2 separate regions of the Homo sapiens genome follow, and region 1 is linked to region 2. A link is an interaction called in ENCODE POLR2A ChIA-PET data of the cell type or tissue named here. Cell type or tissue: OCI-LY7. All regions are shown on one strand.

What was found. Peaks named below come from ENCODE experiments on the same cell type or tissue, not always from the same donor. Only the 100,000 strongest peaks of a DNase experiment are listed, where the experiment ranks them.
Region 1: POLR2A ChIA-PET joins it to region 2 with 5 read pairs; 2 of 35 experiments call an interaction of 5 or more read pairs at or near these places.

Annotation. Positions count from the first base shown.
Region 1 is chr17:82,479,964-82,482,463 of GRCh38, forward strand. It overlaps NARF (nuclear prelamin A recognition factor), which reads left to right. Exons shown (of 11, transcript NM_012336.4): 7 at 1,119-1,248. Among named protein-coding and RNA genes, the nearest start is that of TRX-CAT1-8, 14 kb to the right of the region's middle. In OCI-LY7, a CTCF peak has its summit at 1,021 (motif pointing right); a DNase peak (open chromatin) is centred at 1,038.
Region 2 is chr17:82,401,637-82,404,136 of GRCh38, forward strand. It overlaps OGFOD3 (2-oxoglutarate and iron dependent oxygenase domain containing 3), which reads right to left. Exons shown (of 9, transcript NM_024648.3): 7 at 2,301-2,454. Among named protein-coding and RNA genes, the nearest start is that of HEXD, 15 kb to the right of the region's middle. In OCI-LY7, no CTCF peak of the experiment used is centred here; a DNase peak (open chromatin) is centred at 1,335; H3K27ac peaks cover 1,773 bases.

The DNA.
Region 1 (2,500 bases), 78 kb after region 2:
GGATGGAGCCCAGAGCTATGTGTCCTCCTGTAGGTGCCATGAGGGGCAGCCGCAGAGACCCGGCCTCCAGCAGCCTCTCACCTGACCACCTGGCACAGCTGCAACCAGGGGCGGGTTTCCTCTTTTGCTCCGCCCCTGCCCTGAGTGGGTCCTTTCCACCCAGACCTCACCACAGGGTCACTTGGCAACTGCTGGCTCCTGGCTTTGCCACCAGTTCAGGCCCAGCCACAGGCACCTGCTCTGTGTGGACCCAGGAGAGGGGTAGCTTGGGTGGGCATCGCTTGGGAAGATTCAGGAAAGTCTGTGGGTGAAGTAGCCAGCGCGCGCACACACACACACACACACACACTCACTCAGGCCTCCTGCAATGGCTCCATGCTGGACCAGCAACAGCTCCACGCCGGCTGGACTTCCTCTTACTTGTTTTGTCCCCATGTGCACAGGTTCAGGAGGAAATGGGCTCAGCCTTCCCGGTTCTTCCAGGAGGCTCCACTGGCTGGGGGGCTTTGCAGATGTTTGGGAGGACCACACCCAGTCCTGAGGGAGGCAGCAGACAGACATGGATGGAGTGCTGGTGCTCGGTAGAGTTGAAGAGGGGATGGGAGCCAGATGTGGCTACAGCACTTTCATCTGTGGGGCCCGGCCTCAGACCCACAACAGTCCCAGCCCCAAGAAAGTGCTGCATGCAGCCAGGCTCGATGGCTCACGCCTGTAATTCTAGTACTTTGGAGGCCGAGGCGGGCAGATTGCCTGAGCTCAGGAGTTTGAGACCAGCCTGGGCAACACGGTGAAACCCCATCTCTACTAAAGTACAAAAAATTAGCCAGGCGTGGCGGCATGCGCCTGTAGTCCCAGCTACTCGGGAGGCTGAGGCAGGAGAATCGCTTGAACCCGGGAGGCAGAGTTTGCAGTGAGCTGAGATCACGCCACTGCACTCCAACCTGGTGACAGAGCAAGACTCCATTTCAAAAAAAAAAAAAAAAAAAGAGTGCAGCATGCAGTGTCTGGAGGGCAGCAGCAGGGGGCATTCGGTCTCCCATCCCTCTTGTTCTGGGCACCAAGCGTAAGCTGCCGTCACCTCTTCACCAGCCCTAAATATGGGTGCCCCTCTCCCACAGAACCTGTCTCCAGAGAAGATTTTCCACGTCATTGTGGCCCCTTGTTATGACAAGAAGCTGGAGGCTCTTCAGGAAAGCCTTCCCCCTGCTTTGCATGGCTCCCGGGGCGCTGACTGCGTGTTAACATCAGGTGAGAGGTGGGCGGGGGTGCACCTGGGCGCTGGGGTAATCTCCTACTGGCCAGTACACACCAGAGCCAGGCAGATCTGTGTCCCAGAGCCATCTCAGTGCCTGCCAATGTGGTCGCTTGTCTGAAGTTACTGACAGCTGAGGGTCCTAGGGGCTTAACTGCAGGTGAAGAGAAGGGTCATGTTCGATCTAGCCTCCTGTCTCCTCTGTGCATCTTCCTCAAGATAAATCAGGTCTCAGCTGGGCACAGTGGCTCACGCCTGTAATCTAAGCACTGGGAGGCCAAGGCAGGTGGATCACCTGAGGTCAGGAGTTCGAGACCAGCCTGACCAACATGGAGAAACCCCGTCTCTACTAAAACTACAAAAAACTAGCCGGGCATGGTGGCACATGCCTGTAATCCCAGCTGCTCGGGAGGCTGAGGCAGGAGAATCGCTTGAACCCGGGAGGCAGAGGTTGCAGTAAGCCGAGATCGCGCCATTACCCTCCAGCCTGGGCAACAAGAGTAAAACTTTGTCTCAAAAAAAAAAAAAAAAGATAAATCAGGTCCTGGGAGAACCACTTGGGCAGTGTGGTGGCCCTAACTTTACATTACAGTCCATGTAAGGTACTTATCTCTTGGTGGGAAAGTTGTCTATAGCCATAGCGGGTCTCCTAATCACAAACCAAGTCTGCACTTAAAACACAAGTGAAGTTTTTTTCATTCAGAATAAAATGAAAAAGGCACGTTTGCTCCAGTGATATTGCCTTTACCACGGTATTGGCCACTCCTTTCAGATGTTAAGAGCCTACAGTGAGTTCTGTGTGTGTTGTGGATGGAAGTGATTCCCTGGAATTATGTAGAACCCATTCAGAAGAATGTTGACATCAGTTGGTGGGGGAAGCTTAAGACTTTGTTAAAATTCTGGCGGAACTGTTTTAATTGGTCTCTGAAAACAGGTCCCTGCAGGTATTTAGATCAGTGGTAGATGAGGCAGAGAGGTCAGCTCTCAGGGACAATCTTTAAGGGCGCCAATGTCCCTCACAGGCCCCTGACTTGAAATTCTAGCACGCAGACGCCTCTGGAAAGGTCCCCACCCCATAGGCACAGGCTCCCTGTGGGGTGATGTGGCAGGGGTGTTGAAGGATGAGGGATAGAAGGGTCCTCAGCACGGCCATCCTTCACTCTCAGAGGAAGGGCCCAGGGGCCATCTGCTTACGTTGACAAAATAAAACATGCGCGGTGGGCTGTCAGAAGAACCATGTCCAGCCAT
Region 2 (2,500 bases):
CTACTAAAAATACAAAAATTAGCCGGCCGCAGTGGCACGCACCTGTAATCCCAGCTACTCAGGAGGCTGAGGCAGGAGAATGGCTTGAACCTGGGAGGCAGAGGTTGCAGTGAGCTGAGATCGCGCCACAGCACTCCAGCCTGGGTGGCAGAGCAAGACTCCATCTCAAAAAAAAAAAAAAAAAAAACAAAGACTGCCCTTGAAGAATAATTTAGTAACAAATGTCACACGGCACAGAAAGCTGGTCATCTAACTGCCATTCCTTCCTCTGTCACAGCGGGCATGGTGGGGCAGCAAGAGTCCTAATCTCCCCAGCCATGTGCTTTCTGGCTTTAATCTTCTATTTGAGCTTCAGCTCCAGGGCTCACAGTGCCATTCAACCACTTCCATCCAGGTTGACTGTATGAAGGGAACTCACAGCTTCTACACCATAAAAATCACCCTTAAAGAATTGCTATAATACCATTCTTTGTATTAGCCGTGCTTTACTTTTATCTTCTAAAATCTTTTATTAAGGGCCAGGTGCGGTGGCTCACACCTGTAATCCCAGCACTTTGGGAGGCCGAGGCAGGTGGATTGCTTGAGGTCAGGAGTTTGAGGCCTGCCTGGCCAACATGGTGAAACCCTGTCTCTAATAAAAATACAAAAATTAGCTGGGCGTGGTGGTGCATGCCTGTAGTCCCAGCTACTTGGGAGGCTGGGGCAGGAGAACCGCTTGAACCCAGGAGGCGGAGGTTGTAGTAAGCCAAGATCACACAACTGCACTCCAACCTGGGCAACAGAACAAGACTGTCTCAAAAAAAAAAAGAAAGAAAGAAAGAAAGAAAAGGCTGGGCATGGTAGCTCACGCTTGTAATCCCAGCACTTTGGGAGGCCAAGGTGGGCAGATCACCTGAGGTCAGGAGTTTAAGAGCAGCCTGACCAATACAATGAAACCCCATCTCTACTAAAAATACAAAAATTAGCCGAGCGTGGTGGCATGTGCCTGTAATCCCAGCTACTTGGGAGGCTGAGACAGGAGAATCACTTGAACCCAAGAGGTGGAGGTTGCAGTGAGCTGAAATCGCACCATTGCACTCCAGCCTGGGCATCAAGAGTGAAACTCCATCTTAAAAAAAAAAAAGAAAGAAAAGAAATGGGATGGGTAATGGCTCTCGCCTGTAATCCCAGCACCTTGGGAGGCTGAGGCGGGAGGATTGCTTCAGCCCAGGAGGTCAGGCCAGCCTGGGCAGCATAGTGAAACCCTGTGTCTACAAAAATAGAAAAACGAGCCAGGCGTCGGGGCACGCACCTGTGGTCCCAGCTATAGTCTCAGTCCCAGGCTGAGGCAGCAGGATGGCTTGAGCCTGGGAGGTCAAAGTTGCAGTAAGCCATGACTGCACACCTGCACTCCAGCCTGGGTGACAGAGTGAAGCTGTAACTCAAAAGAAATAAAAGAAAGAAAGATAGAAAGTGGTAAAAGAAGGCTCCCAGAGACAACACAGAGACCTGGGCCACAGAGAGCATGAGTGGCTGAGCAGAGACCATCTGCCGTAAGAGGTTAAGCATCAGTCTGTTAATAAATAACAATGGGGTAACCACAGGCCGTGTGGGCCGGGTTCTCCACTTCTTCTTGTCACCATCAAATGAGAAATTTTATTTCTCCAACTCCATCAGTGAGATTGAGGGTGTGCCCTGAAACCTCAGAGAGGAAGACATCTAAATGCTTACACCCACCGGGCATGGTGGCTCACACCTGTAATCCCAGCACTTTGGGGGGCCAAGGAAGGAGGATTGCCTGAGCTCAGGATTTTGAGACTATCCTGGCCAACATGGTGAAACCTCGTCTCTACTAAAAATACAAAAATTAGCGAGGCCTGGTGGGGCATGCCTGTAGTCCCAGCTACTCGGGAGGCTGAGGCAGGAGAATCGCCTGAACCCGGGAGGCAGAGGTTGCAGTGAGCCGAATCGCGCCACTGCACTCCATCCTGGGCGACAGAGCGAGACTCTGTCTCAACCAATCAATCCTAACACCATGCACACAGCAGGCGGATGCTGCAAAAGACAGCCCTGTGGTAGGTAGCCCCAGGCCACGGGAGAACAGGCCTCACCTTGACCACATGCGCGCTCACCCTGTCCACATGCGCGCTCACCCTGCCCACGTGCGTACTCACCCTGCCCACGTACGCACTCACCCTGCCCACGGGCACGCTCACCTTGTCCACGAGCGCGCTCACCCTGCCCACGTGCGCACTCACCGTGCCCACGGGCACGCTCACCTTGTCCACGGGCACGCTCACCCTGCCCACGGGCGCGCTCACCTTGTCCACGTGCGCATGCCAGTACTCGTCGTGCGCCGTCCGCGCTTCCGTGCTGTTTATGCGGGAGAAGAAGGTGGGCTTGGTCAGATGCAGCGAGGATGCGCTGATGCCAAAAGCCTCAGCAATGGTGAGCTGGACCTTCTGCCGCACCTCCCTGCAGAGGACACAATAGCCGTCAGCGCAGCCCCAGGCGGGAGGGG